2 separate regions of the Mus musculus genome follow, and region 2 is linked to region 1. Evidence: chromatin loops called from intact Hi-C (ENCODE). Cell type or tissue: left cerebral cortex. All regions are shown on one strand. Links, peaks and the distances in the headings refer to the core of each region. The heading gives the core; the rest is flanking DNA.

Region 1 (7,921 bases), core at 949-5,948:
AGAGATCCACATGCCTCTGTCTCCTGAGTTCTGGGATTACCATTGCACATCACCACTGCTGGCTTCATTTATCTTTTGAAACAGAATTTCATCCTGTAGCCTAGGCTGGTCCTGAACCTGTTTTAATTCCTGCCTTAGCCTGTTTCATGCTGGGATTACAGGTGAGACTGATCTTATTATACTTTGTTATTCTATCTTGCCTGCCAAACACACCTAAATCCCCACCCACTTTTCTGAAAGGACAGAATATCCAAATAGAATAACATCACTGGGAACGGGGCCAGCCGAATGCTGCAGAGTGTCGGGTGCTTGCTGAGCAAGGCTGATGATATTTGATCCTTGGAACCCATGGTGGAAGGAGAGAATGAATCAACTTCTGCAAGCTGTCATCTGACATTCATATCCAAGCCGTGGCACACCATATCCCTGCCTTAAAACACAACCCACCCACATGGATAATAATGAATAAAGTATTAGATTTTAAAAATGTGTATGCACTATGTAGTATCTTTTGAATGAGTGTTTTTCTTTTTCTTTTTTTGAAGATTTATTTATTTTATGTATGTGAGTACACTGTAGCTGTCTTTAGACACACCAGAAGAGGGCATCAGATCCCATTACAGATGGCTGTGAGCCACCATGTGGTTGCTGGGAATTGAACTCAGGACCTCTGGAAGAGCAGTCAGTGCTCTTAACCGCTGAGCCATCTCTCCGGCCCCCTCTTTCAATTTTTAAATTTACATTTATTTACTCTGTGTGTGTTCATTGTAGGAGGTCAGAGAGCAAGTCTAAAACTGGATTTCTCTTTCCATCATGAGGGTCCCAAGGACTGAACCCTAGATACATGGCTTTGTAGCAAGTGTCTTCAGCCAAGGCATCTCACCGGCCTTAACGTTTCTTTTCTTTCTCTTTCTCAAGACAGATTTTCTCTGTGTAGACCAGGCTAACCTTGAACTCACAGAAATCTGCCTACCTCTGCCTCCTGCATGCTTGTATTAAAAGTGTGTGCCACCACCAACCTGGCAACTTGGTTTTCTTTTTTCTTTTTTTTTTTAAAGATTTATTTATTATTATATGTAAGTACACTGTAGCTGTCTTCAGACACACCAGAAGAGGGAGTCAGATCTTGTTACGGATGGTTGTGAGCCACCATGTGGTTGCTGGGATTTGAACTCTGGACCTTCGGAAGAGCAGTCGTGTGCTCTTACCCACTGAGCCATCTCACCAGCCCTTGGTTTTCTTCTTATTGCATTTATTTCTCTCTTTAAGTAACCTAACCAGACTATGTGGCCAGCAAGCCCCAGGGGTCTTCTCATCTCTAGAGCTAGGGCACAGCATATGCTGATCGACGCACCTGGCTCTGTACAGATCCAAACCCAGGTTCCCATGATTGAGCAGTGTGCACTTTACCGGCTGAGCATAGTGGTGAACGTGTGTAAATTTAGTAATCAGGGGCTTGAGGCAGGAGGATTGCCACAGGTATGAATCCAGCATAAGCTACAAAGTTAAGTTCCAAGCCAGCCAAGTTATAGAGTGAGACTCTCTCTTTCTCTCTAACTAACAAGAGAAGTCTCTACTTATTAGGATTGTAGAGGAGTTCCCCAGGAAGCAAGGGTATTGAGCTGGGGTCAGGTGACCTGCCTGTGCATCCTATAAACACTGCCCAGTAGTGTAATAGCCTTGAACACTACTTATTTATGTCTTGTTTTCCTTATGTGTAAATCTGCATGATTAAACCTTCCGTCCTTGGTTGGTGAGAAGTTTTAAGGGCTGTAAAACATCATGAAGAAATCTCAGTGTTCTATAGTATTTACCAGCAGCAGGTGCAATATTTTAGGAAATGTACTAACCCCATTAATTGAATGGACTTGTGCTACTTTTCAAATTAGCCATTATGAACAATGAAAGTTCCAGGCCTGCCAATCTGTCTTTAGGAAGGGTTACAGTCTCAGATGATGAACCTAGTTCAGATATTTGAGGATACACTTAAATTTGTTTCTTTGTTTTTCAAGACCGGGTTTCTCTGTGTAGCCCTGGCTGTCCTGGAACTCACTCTGTAGACCAGGCAGGCCTGGAACTCAGAACTCAGCCTGACTGAGGATACAGTTAAATTAAAGTGACAAAAGTCGACATTAATACACATTTCTCATATGCCTCCTATAATTGATATTCATCCAAAATCGGTGTCATGTCTGATTTAATGATATTTAATCAAAAGACAACCCTTTTACTCTTCACTATTAGTTAAGTATGTGCTATCTTGGATCCCCTCTGGGCGATGGATAACAAGTATTAAGTGTTGGCTCAGGATGGGTGAGGGGAGCTTGGAAATGAAAGAAAGAGGAAGTTGATTGTCCTGTATTCAGAACAAGAAAGGCAGTAGTTCCACCGTGGGTATGGAGACTGCACAGGGGCACAGGATTAGAAGAGGAAACTTTTGGAATGAAATTTTAATCAGTGGGTATGTTCTCTGTAGTTCCAAGGCCCAGAGATGCCAGCACATGATCTCATTACTGTGTTGGCTTTTTTGTGACATTACTGTGTTGGTGGTCGTATTTGGTTTGTTTTGAGACATGGTTTCCTCTGTGTAGCCCTGGCTGTTCTGGAATTCACTTTGTAGACCCAGTTTCCTGACTGGATTCCCTGACTTCCCTTAGTGACAGGTGGTATGGGGGAAACTGGGCAAGGTAGACCCGTCCCCCTCCTCCCCTCCCCCCCCCAGAAGCAACATAAGCCAAATAAGGGGGACCTCGATTTCCTGATCCTCCTGCCTCTACCTCCCAAGTGCTAGGATTAATGCTGTGCACACAGGTATTCCCTATATTTTTTTGCGTGGTTTTATTAGTTTATTTAGTGCTCAGCAGCAGTTTTAAAGTAGAATAATGTCAGCACTTGGGAGACAGGGACAGGAGGATGAGGAGTCCAAAGCCATCCTTGGCTACACAGCAAATTCAACATGGGCTGCGGCGTCACATCTCAATAAAATGAACTCGGACCTGGAGACGTAGCTCAACTGGTAGAATAATGGCCTAGGGTGCATGAAGCCCTGGGTTACACCAGAGCCCTTCATAATTCGGCTACGGTAGGGCTTGTCTGTAACCCTATCCATCACTCACATGGTGAAGGTCGGATCAGAGGTGCAAGGCCATACTGGGATAAAGGAGACTGTCTCAAAAAACAAAGAACACCCCATGTATTAAGAGTGGAGAGCCAGGGAGGAGGGAGAAGGGAAATAAAGGTTAAAACAAGCAAACCCCCAATAGAACGAAACACCCAAAACTAGAAGTCTGTGCAATCATTGTGATGGTGTAATCAACTGGTCTGATAACTTTCTTAAGTACAAAAGCCACAAGTCCCCGTGACCCTGAGAGATGGAGCCAGGTTCCTCCTCTCAGGTTCCCTTGTGCGGTTCACAGGAAGCAAGGCAACCAGCTTTCTAATAGTTTGCTTCCAGGTAACATGAAACCTGTAGAATCTTGTTTGCTATCGCAGATTGTTCCGTGAAACTCAAGAGTTGGGGGGAAGTTTTTGTTTTCTCTTTTATCTTGTTTTGTTGTTGTTGATGTTTTTCTGTCTTTGGGCTGCAGTTCATATCCATCCGCCACACAAAGGCGATAGGCTCATCTTTCCGTGAGCATCACGCGTTCCGGGGCGACCCAGCCTCTTTCACCTTCGAGCCTGCAGCTCGCTTTCCTGTCTGAGCCCCTTGGGTGATGGAGCGCAAGCGGCGGCGGCGCGCGTTACTGGGCCGCCCTGGCGAAGAGCCCCAGTTCCCGGCCGGCCGGGCAGGCAGGCGAGGCCCCGGCCTATGGCGGAGTCCGCGGCGGGGGCGGGGCGAGCCGCGCGGCCTTCCCGGCATGCCCCGCGGTGGGCGGGGCTCTTGTTTTGAAGGGCCGGGTGACTCAACCGGGGATCCGCGGCCAGGGCGGGGGCGCGCGGTGGCCGGAGCTTGGAGGTGGCTTCGGGGCTCGGTGTCGGAGAGCGCGGCAGCAAGCGGCCGGTGAGTGCCGAGTGACAGGGTGGGCGGGCGAGCGGGCAGGTGATGGCGCGGGCTGATGATGGCGGCGGGCGCGACGCTGCGGCCTGAGAGGCCCCGTGCGGGCTCCTCCCCGGCCTGGGGAGAAAGGAGAAGCCGGGCGAGGCTGCCGACCAACCACGCAGGGCCACCGGTAGCCCAGGCTGGGGAAGGTTGGTCGCGCTTTCCCAGAACCTCTGGAATCTTCTGTCGGTCCTGTCGCCCCTCTGTTGTCATCCCATGCTTAGTGCAGAACTGGGAGATTTTTTTCTTGCATATAAGAACTTTTTATAGCAGACAGTGTCGTCAGGCTTGCGCCATGAGGACACCTCCTCCCCTTTGTGGGAATTTGTCATTCTTTCTGAACATTCCTGGATTGGGCTGATTTACTATTTAGAAGTAAATCTAATCTTTTAAGTGAGAATTCAGCAAACGAACTAACAGACAGGCCAGGAACTCTGACCAACCAAGCTCTTTCACGGTGTCTGTTTGCTGATAGACAATTGTTTACCTAGAAATTTGAGATTTCTTTTTAAATGATCTCCCAAACAGAATGTTGGAATAATATTAGTTGTGACGAACCTTGAATTAGAACGTCAACCCCACTCCAGAGGAACAAAAACAAAATCTTAAAGTAGCAGTTCTCAAACGCGTTTTGCAGGTCGCTAGCACGGCTCCCAGAAATTAATTCTAGAAATCTAGGGTGGACCCCTGAGTCTACTAGTGCTGGCAGGCAACCACCCCGCTTGGGCCGCCTTGGTAAGCCAGGAACCGGACCTTAGGAAACCAAGATTAGCTTGGCCTGAGGACTGTAAATACTGTCTCATGTCCTTTTCTTTCTGTTGACTTACTCCTCTCCTGTCCGTAATCAGTCGGGAGTCAAGAAGCCCTGATTCGGAAGGCTGTGTGAGAAAGGATAGTGCTTTCTGGAGCCCTTACATGAGAGCAGGAAATGGCTTTTTATCCATATCCTGTTATTGCCTGGGTGGGAGAAAGATGGCGTGGATCAGGCTAACCCACCTTGTTTCTCTCAGGAGCCTGTTGGTAGGATCGTGGGAGCTTGAGCATGTCATTAGGTCTTGGCTCCCACCTCAGCTCTCTGCTTTCCTTCTCATGGTATCAGCCAGGGAGTGCCCGGAGCCTGGGGGGTCTCTGATTCCCTGGGATGTGCCAGCATCAGTAGTATTTATGGGCTTTTAGTTGTGGGTATCAATTCACTAGCTACAGAATATCTGAATGATGCCTAGCTTACACAGTACAACTGAAGTAAGGCATGTTAGAGACAGTATCCCAAGCGTGGCTCAGAATTCCCTTGCTGTCTGGCAGAAATGAGGGTTGGATGACCTCCACATCTGCCAAAGGTGTTTTCTACATCTTGATGTCTCTTGAGACTCCACAGGGATATTAAAGGTAGCCATGAGGGTTTGGCGTTTTTCTTGGCTTTGGTGGCTTTGGATGTCTGGCTACTTATTGATGGTTTTGTTGTTGTTGTAGATGACGTACAAAAACAGTGTGCCTTTCTGTAATGCTGAGTTTCCTGACTTGTTTTGTGTTTCCCACCTGCCACACATGGGGTCTCCCCACACCTCCATGGCTAATTGGAGTGAGAAACTGAGGGAACTGTTTGGATGATGTTAAATGATTTAAGATGGGAAAGTCGGAGTCCTTGAAATGAGAAGCTTAGAGGATAAGGGAGCACGTTGTAAGTTTACCTAGCTCAGTCCTCTCATCTTTCAGGTAGTGACTGGGAGGTAGGCTGGGGATGTAACTCAGTGGCAGGGCGCCTGCTCTGCATGTGTGGGAGGTACTAGGTTTGTCCCTTAGTGTACGCCATACTCTTTTCCCCTCTTCCCCACATCCAAACACAAGAGTCTGAGATGGTAGGAGGAGGATTCCTGGTCTAGCCTGCTGCCCTTCCTGCTCTATTACCTTTTAAATGCTTCCGCAAGAAGGTGGTGCAGAGCGGAGAAATAACAAGGCAGAGAAAACAGAGAGACTCTGATATGACCATAGTGCCAGTGTCTCATGGAAGTTGAAGGAACTGTGCGTTCTAACTGTAAACCACGGTGATGAGAGTGCTGAGATAAATCAGAAGCTTGAACGGGTCGGGGAAGGAGAAGTAAGAGCGGGCAGATGGCTGGCTTACAAAAACCTGAGAGGTTAGAAGCGCACTGGCTGTAAGAGATTCACTTTAGAAAAGATTAATACTAACGGTTGGGTTGTAGAAGTTACCTGTATGAGCAGTGTCCAGAACCTTTGACGCCGCTGTCTTGAGTAACTTGAGCTACTCTCGTGGTGACCAGGTTTATTAGGATCCTAGCTGGTTGGTTGGTTTTGGGGAGTTGTGGTATTCTATGCCTTTATCATATGTATGCTCTTCTCTTGAGAGGAGGTCATCCCGTCCCTTGGAACAGGAGTTGCAGACCTCTGAGCTGCCATGTGGGTGCTGGGAACAGAACCTGGGTCCTCTGCAAGAGCAGCCAGTGCTCTTAGGCAACAGAACCATCTGAGCCACAAGTTGTGTAACCGTTAACACTTTTTTTCTTGATTAGTTTCAGAGAGCATTTAGATTTTCTTCATCTGTTTTTAAAAGCTAACTTCTTGTTTCAGTATTGTTTTTTTTTTTTTTGGTTTTTTGAGACAGGGTTTCTCTGTATAGCCCTGGCTGTCCTGGAACTCACTCTGTAGACCAGGCTGGCCTCAAACTCAGAAATCCACCTGCCTCTGCCTCCCAAGTGCTGGGATTAAAGGCGTGTGCCACTACAACCGGCTCTGATTTTTTTTTTTAAATGAAGTTGTTTATTACATTTCTTTTGTGGGGGGTGGCACATGCACACTCTCGTCACAGTCTGCATGCGGAGGTCAGAGGACAGCTTGCAGGTTATTTCCTCCGTGGGTTCTGGTATCAGGCTCAGGTTGTTAGCTTGGGCCTTTACCTGCTGAGCCCCCTGGATTTCTCAGCTCTGAATTTTGTTGTCTGTGGTGCCGGGGGTTGGGGCTGGGCTTTGGGCTGTTCCTGTTAAGTAAGCACTCGTCCAGCCCCCTCCGCCCCACCTGGTCTGGTTTTGTTTTCTCTTTTTGAGACAGGACCTCACTGTGTTCAAGGCTTGCCTGGGATTTGAGATCCTTCTGCTCGGAAGTGCTGGGGTTCTGGTGTGGGACCGCACTGGATCGTTTTCTTTTTCTTCAGTTTCTACCCTTATTTCTTTTCTTATATAGTCTTTAGCATTGAGAAGGGTATTTGTTGTCTTTCTTGGTTCTTTTCGAATGGGAAAGCTATAGATTGTTCTCTGTTCTGTGGTTTATCCTAATGCAAGCTTGCCTGTGTTATGTTTTGTCATTCAGCTGAAAATATTTCCTACATCCTGTTGTGATTTCCTTAAAAAAAACCCCACAAAACCCAAAAAGAAAAAACCACCCAGGTTAATTATTTTATAGCCACTTTCTGTTACACTGTCCTGGAGAGCAGGGCTCTAGAGTCTGTGCACTTAAAGGTAGGAGGTGGTGGTGCGCATGCTCAAATTCAGCTCTAACCAGGTATCCGAGAACCCTTGAAAATGCTGTTGTGCAGTCTTGGGTCAGCTGTGTGGATGGAGTTGTTGAGCTCTTCTGTACTGTTTACTTACATCCATGTCTATAGGCAAGCTCATCAGAACACAGCCGTGTGTACTCGCTTGCCCTGATGGTGCCTTTGTACCTAAAAACCTAGGGTGATAACTGCCTCTCCTTACCAGAGAGCCTACCATTCCTGTTGGAATTCTTTCTTCAGGCTCCCCACTGGAAACACAGGCTATAGGACAGGGTCTTACACTATTTTACAGGATCCTTCCCTCAACAAGCAGACGTCTCCCAGGCCGTGAGGCTGGCTTCTGGGCAATTGTGTCTAAAGTGTCTGTTTTCTGAGAG
Region 2 (7,921 bases), core at 1,440-6,439, 80 kb after region 1:
ACCCTAGAGTTACAGGTAATTGTGAGCCACCTGATGTGGGTGCTGGGAACCAAACTCAGGTCCTCTGGAAGAGCAGTCAGTGCTCTTAATCTTTGAGCTATCTCTCCAGCTCCATAAATCCCAACTTTGTTACACACATGCACACGCGTGCACACACACACACACACACACACACACACACACAAATACAAATAAAGACATGGCTCAGTGATGAAGAGCACTGGCTGCTTTAGTAGAATACCTGGGTTCAATTCCCAGCACCATATAGGGGTTCATAACTTTCTGTAACTCCAGTTCCAGAGGATCTGATGACCCCTTCTGGCCTCCACAGGCACTAGACACCACATAGTACATAAGTATACAGGCAGGCAAAACACCTACGCACATAAAATAAAAAATGGAAATTCAAAAAAAAAAAAAAGCAGGTGACTGTTCACCTTGGCCCTTCAGAGCTGAGGCAAGAGGTGTTTCAAGTTCTAACTAGCTTGGGCTGTGCAGTAGGTGCCTGCCTCAACCGCATACCACCCCCAACCCCAAATTAAAAAAAAAAAAAAAAAAAAAAAGTCAGGTGCTGGAGAGCTGGCTTTGTAGTTAAGAGTACTGGCTGCTCTTCCAGAGGACCCAAGTTCAATTCCCATCACCAACATGGTAGCTCACAACTGTCTGTAACCTCCAGGAGCTCCAATACCCTCCTCTGGCTTCAACATGCACCAAGCACACATGTTGCACAGACAAATAAGCCCAGCAAACCTGGGAAATTGCACCCTGGTGGCTGGCTAGCTGGGAGCTACGGTCCAGCTTCCTGTCCTCCAGGCATGCAGGATTCTCAAACGGTTCTGTGGAATCCTCTGTTAACCTTGCTACCTGCTAGGGTAGGAAGATTCTTCAGAGGGTGTCAGCACATCTTGGGAGCTAGGGAAAGGGTGAAGCCCTTGGCCCAGGTTCTCCTGCTTTTTGAACCCACAGGCCTAACATTGAAATAGTCTATCCATTTCCAGTTTTTTGTTTTTTGTTTTTTTTGTTTTTGTACATTTTGAGACAAGGTCTCATTTAACCCAGACTGACTATATTGTGAGAGCATATTTCCCAAAACAAGAAACCAAACCAAACCAAACCAAACCAAAGCTAGGCATCGTGGTAAAAGTCCTTAATCCCAGCACTGCAGAGGCAGAGGCAGAGAGGCAGAGAGGCAGAAAGAGAGAGGCAGAGAGAGAGGCAGAGAGAGAGAGAGGCAGAGAGAGAGGCAGAGAGAGAGAGGCAGAGAGAGGCAGAGAGAGAGGCAGAGAGAGAGAGGCAGAGAGAGGCAGAGAGGCAAAGGCAGGTGGATCTCTGAGTGAGGCTAGCCTGGTCTACAGAGTGAGTTCCAGGACAGTCAGGGTAGTGAGATTCTGCCTCAAAATTAAATTAAGTTAAATTGCCTTCTAAGTGCTGGAATCAAAGGCATGTACCACTCAAAATAAATTTATTTTGTCTCAAATAAAATTAAGTTGAGCCAAGCGTGGTGGTGCACGCCTTTAATCCCAGCACTCGGGAGGCAGAGGCAGGCGGATTTCTGAGTTCGAGGCCAGCCTGGTCTACAAAGTGAGTTCCAGGACAACCAGGGCTATGCGGAGAAACCCTGTTTCGGAAAAAAAAAAAAGTTGAAAACCCCAACAATAACAACAACAAAACATCTCCCAAAGGTCCAAAAAGAAGTCAATGGGAAAATGATTTAAGACATCTTTTTTTTTTTTTTTTTTTTGGGGGGTGCCTTCAAAAATCCAGTATTTTCTCTTTTGTTTGTTTGTTTGTTTACTTTACATTTACAGAACAACTTACTGAGACCAAACAGCTACAGGTACTTACTGGTTATTGACTAAGACAGTGCAGCCTAGATCAATTCCTTAGCCTACTCTACCTGTGTCCTGGGTGGACAGCTTGAGGCCTAACTGTACCACCTGAGGGCTCTCAGGCCCTCACACTTCTCTGGTGTAGTGGGAAAGAAGTCACCATGAGGAGATGGGACAGGAAGGGCTGGGTATGGAGTGGTGAGGGATGGGGTTGTAGTGGCGATGGGGGTGGGGCCTTCCTTGTGTGCTAGAGTGTGACTCAGTTCCTCTGCTCCTCAAGAACCGAGACCAAGGGCTGGAGAGATGGCTCAGCTAGTTAAGAGCACTCAGTGCTCTTCAAGTAGTCCTGAGTTCAATTCCAAGCAACCACATGGTGGCTCACAACCATCTGTAATGGGATCTGATGCCCTCTTCTGGTGTTGCTGAAGACAGCTACAGTGTACTCACATATATAAAATAAATAAATCTATTTTTTTTCTTTTTTCTTTTGTTTTTTTTCGAGACAGGGCTTCTCTGTATAGTCCCAGCTGTCCTGGAACTCACTTTGTAGACCAGGCTGGCCTCAAACTCAGAAATCTGCCCGTCTCTTTCCCAAGTGCTGGGACTAAAGGTGTGCGCCACCACCACGCCTGGTGAAATTTTAATTTTTATTTACTTTTTTTTTTTTTTGAGACAGGGTCTCTCTATGTAGCTCTGGCTGTCCTGGAACTATGTAGACCAGACACCTGCTTTCTGCCTCCCAAGTGCTGGGATTAAAGGTAGTCATTACTTTTTTTTTTTTTTTAAAGATTTATTTATTTATTTATTATATGTAAGTACACTGTAGCTGTCCTCAGACACTCCAGTCTGATCTCGTTACGGATGGTTGTGAGCCACCACGTGGTTGCTGGGATTTGAACTCCTGACCTTCGGAAGAGCAGTCGGGTGCTCTTACCCACTGAGCCATCTCACCAGCCTGGTAGTCATTACTTGTTTGTTTTACAAACCAAAAAATTTTGGAACAGAGAATATCACAAGTCATTTAGATACATCAGATTTTTTGTTGTTTTTCAGAAAGTATCTCAAGAAGTTCTTTCTGGCCTAGAACTCACTAAATGTATGAACATAAAGTTCGACTCCTGTTCCCTTGGGCCAAGAGCTGAGATTATGAGGCAGGGAGGAGAGGAAAAAGACAAAAGGACGTTCAAATGAGCCCCATTACTACTATACTAGGCATGTCTAACCCAGAAAGAAAAAAAAAGATCTAGAAGGAAATGAAGTTTTGCTAGAATCTTCTGAAGGTCACAACAAAAACAGGTTTAACAACTGTAGCCTGCACCACAACTCCCTTAGGGGAACAAAAGCATTAGAGTTGTGTCTGAAAAACTGGTTAATATTTTGACCTTTCTTGGAAGCAGAAACAACTAAGTCTCCCCAATAAATCAGAGTAGCCTGAGGGGGGCCAGGCCGAGGATACGTCTGGGAGCTGGAGGCAAACGATGTGGCTTGTCAAACGAGGGTATTCAGCTATCCTGGGGTCTGTGTGTAGAGGCCCAGGGAGACCCACAGGTCTGGCAGCCAGAGCAAAGCCCTTACAAAGGCCGCAGGTGCCCCTCCTAGCATCTGCATGGCGGAGCTGCGTGCTCAGAGCGTAAAGGCAACCTATGCAAAACCTTGCTCTCCTCCTGGGAAAGTGAGCCCTGTGACCGTTTGTCTTGTTTTTTTTTTTGTTTTTTCATGCAGCCTCATCAAGTCGCATTTGCCGCGCGCGCGGTTTGGGCGAGGCGGGAAAGCGAAAGTTGAGCAAACTTTGCAGGCTCTACCCTGCATCGGGGCGCAGACCGGGCACCGTGGGGTACCAGTTAAGTCGCCCAAGCTCGGTGACCTTGAGAGCGACTATAAGGCTCCTTAGTCTGCGATGGATGCCCCACAACGAGGAAGCAAGCGTCCATGTTTCACTCTGACCCGAGCCCGCGGCTGCAGCCGCCATCGCCCGGGATTAATGGCGGCAGAGTCTGGACAGCTTTATTCGGCTGCAGCCTAGGCGGAAGTGGAGGAGAGGGGGCGTCTGCGCGGCTCGCGGGGATGGCCGGGCCGAGCGCCGCATCTGCGGGACAAGCCGGCACGCGGCGACGAGCTCGCGCCACCGCGCGTACCCCACCCACCTGACGGAACGGCCGGCGCGCGCTCCCAGTAACCGCGGTTTCTCGCAGCGTTTGTAGCGCTTACGTCACAGCCTGCGCCGCCTCTGATTGGGTGATCTGGTCAGGTCATGTGGCAGAGCAGGGTGCTATAAATAGGGCGAGGGGACGGTGGTGGTCCGCCATTTCGTGACGCCGCGAGACCGAGAATCTGTAGGAGCAGAACCAGAGGGAAGCGGGTGGGCCTGTCGGAGCGTTAGGATTTGAGCTTGGGCCTTTTGAACCCAGGATCTCGGTAAGGGACCGGCGAACGGAGGGAGGGAGGTGGAGGGAGGGAGGTGGAGTTCCGCAGACTCGAGGTGGGGCCGGGCGCAATGGCGGCACCAGATTGAGACAAAGGGGCGCCGCCGCCATTTTGTGACTTTCGGTCCCGGGCGGCGGCTGGGGCCCCGGGCAATGTTGAAGATGCTTCCAAGTCTGTAAATCCCGGACTTAATCTTTTGTCCTTTGGAGGAAGGCTCGGAGAGGGATTGCTCCAGGCTGGGGTGTGGCCGGCGTGTGTGTGTGTGTGTGTGTGTGTGTGTGTGTGTGTGGGGTAGATCTCTAAATGAATTCTCCACGTCGCGGCCTTTAGTTTGATGGCGCCTTTTTCTTCCTTGCTCCTGGTTTTCTTGGTATAGTGTCTTGAGGACTTTGTATATATTTTTTAAGACAGGTCTTTTCGTATTTACTGAGCCCCTACAGTCTCATCTTTTTTTTATGCCGACTTGGTGTTTGCTTTAAAAATCTTTTCTAATGAGGCTGCGTTTCTTAATGTAAATCATAGTTCACTTTGAGTTGGGTTTTTCTTTGACCTATTTGCTTTTAACAGGTGTGAAAACCGGGGATGGATGAGTTTCATTTGTCTTTTTGTTTGTTTTTTTAATTTTCGCGGAATGGCTTGGTCGCTCAACTGAGTCTTGGGCACAGGGTGGGGTCACGGCAAAATAGGGTTAAATTTTTTAGTTTGATAATAGTCGGTTTGAACATTATGGTGTATAGTAGGGAAGACACTTAAATGGCTTATTAAGTAGGGTTTTCATTTCGGAAGTGTGAAGTTGAAGACTTACTGAGTGTATGTCCTCAAGGTTGTATGTTGTATGTCCTTTTAGTAAAGATTCTTTTACGCAGGAGTTTAGGGTGCACGGTGCAGGCCACTACATGCCTAGCAGACCTCAACATTTACTTTTATGCACTTTTTACTAAAAGACGGGGGGTCACTAGCAAACTTCATAACTGTCATTCCTCTAGCCTGTTGAGCCACAAGCATGCTTGCCTTCCTAGCTATGATAGTTTTGTTGTGGAACCTTTGTGTGGTTCCAAGATATTTATTTTTGTTTGTTCCTGAGACAGTTCTTGCTGTAAATCAGGCTGGCTGTCTTGGTTTACTCAACTTTTTTAGATCTGGTCTCCAACTCATCATTTCCCTCCTCCTTCAGAGTGCTGGGATCAAAGGTGTGTGTGTGTGCGTGCGCACACCACCTTCCTGATGCACTTAGTTTTTGAGACAGGGTAAGTTATGCTTCAACTTCTGCATTCCTTTTTCTGTAGTGCCGGCCTTCTCAGAATTCCCTGCCTCTCCTTGGGATTTCTTTTAAGTGTCTGGATTTTCCATTTCAAGCATTTCACATGTAGGGAATTGTAATGGCCTTTTCTGGTTTTAGAATGTTTTCAAGACTTTTAAACTTAGTAGTAGACAGTATATTCCTGAATACTGTGTCACATTCTAGATCTCCATCTCCTGGTAGTCATTTAGATTGGCACAGCTTTCACTATTGAGAGCAGTGCTGTAGTGAGGCTTTGACATGTTTTTCATTGTGTCTGTAGTTCTGGGGATTAAGTTTCAGTTGCATGCTAGACAAGCTCCCCACCACTGAACCACATTGAGACTTGAATATATGCTTGGAAAACAAATGGAGCCAGGTGTGGTGACTCACAGTTGTCTTAGTCCTTGAGAGCCAGGCTAGCCTGGCCTATCTACAGTGAGACACTTTTCTTAGAACAATAGCACATGGTTTGGCTGCTTGGAGAATTTTAACTGCTTATTAGAGAAGTGTTTAGAAAAAAGTGGTATTAGTGTTAAGACAGTAAAGGAAATTTTTGTGGCAGTGTATCTTGGAAGTATTTGATTGCGACAGGACTTTAACTGTAGCCCTGCCTGGCCTCAAACTTGTGATTTTTTTTTTAAGATTATTTATTTATTCTATGTAAATACACTGTTGCTGTCTTAGACACTCCAGAAGAGAGAGTCAGATCTTGTTATGGATGGTTGTGAGCCACCATGTGGTTGTTGGGAATTGAACTCAGGACCTTTGGAAGAGCAGTCGGTGCTCTTAACCATAACCGCCGAGCCATCTCTCCAGCCCCAAACTTGTGATCTTAATTAATTACTTTTAAAAACTAGAAATACAGGTTCTGCCCAAGGAAGGAAGCCTTAGTTTATTTTGTGTTTGTGGGATGGTGTGTGCACCACAATAAAGGTCAGAAGATAATTTGTAGTTTTTCTACAATGTGTGTCCCGTAGCTGAACTCAGGTGGACATGGTTCCCTATGCCTTTATTCTTCTACATCTCTCCTAAGGAAACTTGGAATGTAAGGTTTTGCATCCCAGCAAAAGTCCCAGCACTTGGGAGGCAGAGGCAGGCGGATTTCTGAGTTCGAGGACAGCCAGGGCTATACAGAGAAGTCCTGTCTCGGAAAACAAAACAAAAAATAGTTTGATGCCTCAGTAGCAGAAGCTGGTCTTCAACTCCTGCCTCCACCTGTGAATTGTAAGAACTAAAAGTACAGATGTAGGCCACCACTCAGCACTCTGGTTAAATTTAATTTGAAGTTAAACAGAGTTTAAGCCTCATATACAGGGTTTGTGGAGCCTTGCACAGATATTCAAGGTCAGCCTGGGATACTTGAGACCCTGTCTTTAAAAGAAGTGATAAGCCCTGTCTCGAAAAACCCAATAAATAAATAAATAAATAAATAAATAAATAAATAAATAAATAAAAGAAGTGATAATTGATCCTTCTGTGTTTTACACAGTTCCAGGGCAGTTTTGTTTTTGTTTTTTTAAAGGTCTGGCTATGTAGCCCTTAGCCCTTGCTGGCACAGAAAATGAGAGTTGGCTGAGATCTGACTCAGATCCACCTGCCTTGTTTTGAGACAGGTTTCTCTGTAACCCTCAAACTCAGAACTGCATGAGTGAGGATATTAAAGACATGTTACCACACAGCCTGGCCTGAGATTTTTATGTAGGCAAACCTCAAAATCAGTTTGCATGCCTGTTGGCTCTTTAAAAATTTGTTGGTTTCCTGAGGGTTGATTATGAGTGAAAAGAATAGGATGAGGGACAAAAGACATTAAGAGTAGTCTTAGTTTTTGCTTTTTCTTCTGGCTTTTTTTTTAATAGAGATTAAATGTGCTAGGCTAGATTCAGTAACAGTGCATTCTAGATAAACCATTATATTTCCAAGCCTGGTTTTTGTTTTTGTTTTTTTGAGACAGGGTTTCTCTGTGTAGTCCTGGCTGTCTTGGAACTCACTCTGTAGACCAGGCTGGCCTCTAAATCAGAAATCTGCCTGCCTCTGCCTCCCAAGTGCTGGGATTAAAGGCATGTGCCACCACACCCAACCCAAGCCTTCTTTTTTTTTTTAACTCTTTTCCTTAACTGTAGATTGATTGAATAAATTAATGTGTGTTTTTTTTTTTAACTACAGAAATGCATCGTGATTCCTGTCCCTTGGATTGTAAGGTTTATGTAGGTAATCTTGGAAATAATGGAAACAAGACTGAATTAGAACGGGCTTTTGGCTATTATGGACCACTCAGAAGTGTGTGGGTTGCTCGAAACCCTCCTGGCTTTGCTTTCGTCGAATTTGAGGATCCCCGAGATGCTGCTGATGCTGTCCGGGAACTAGATGGAAGGTAATGACGGATAGA

Evidence for each region. Peaks named below come from ENCODE experiments on the same cell type or tissue, not always from the same donor. Only the 100,000 strongest peaks of a DNase experiment are listed, where the experiment ranks them.
Region 2: a loop joins it to region 1, with 4 times the contacts of the local background. A loop is called at or near these places in 1 of 42 quality-filtered maps.

The regions. Positions count from the first base shown.
Region 1 is chr17:28,948,570-28,956,490 of GRCm38, forward strand. It overlaps Kctd20 (potassium channel tetramerisation domain containing 20), which reads left to right and starts at 3,867. Exons shown (of 8, transcript NM_001356300.1): 1 at 3,867-4,000. In left cerebral cortex, for the core only: a CTCF peak has its summit at 3,590; DNase peaks (open chromatin) are centred at 3,944 and 4,974; H3K4me3 peaks cover 2,519 bases; H3K27ac peaks cover 2,116 bases.
Region 2 is chr17:29,028,543-29,036,463 of GRCm38, forward strand. It overlaps Srsf3 (serine and arginine-rich splicing factor 3), which reads left to right and starts at 4,118. Exons shown (of 6, transcript NM_013663.5): 1 at 4,118-4,244; 2 at 7,699-7,906. The coding sequence starts at 7,701. Gm16196 (a long non-coding RNA gene) reads right to left here and starts at 4,081. Exons shown (of 3, transcript XR_876716.2): 1 at 3,974-4,081. In left cerebral cortex, for the core only: a CTCF peak has its summit at 2,281 (motif pointing left); DNase peaks (open chromatin) are centred at 4,040 and 5,903; H3K4me3 peaks cover 3,268 bases; H3K27ac peaks cover 2,070 bases.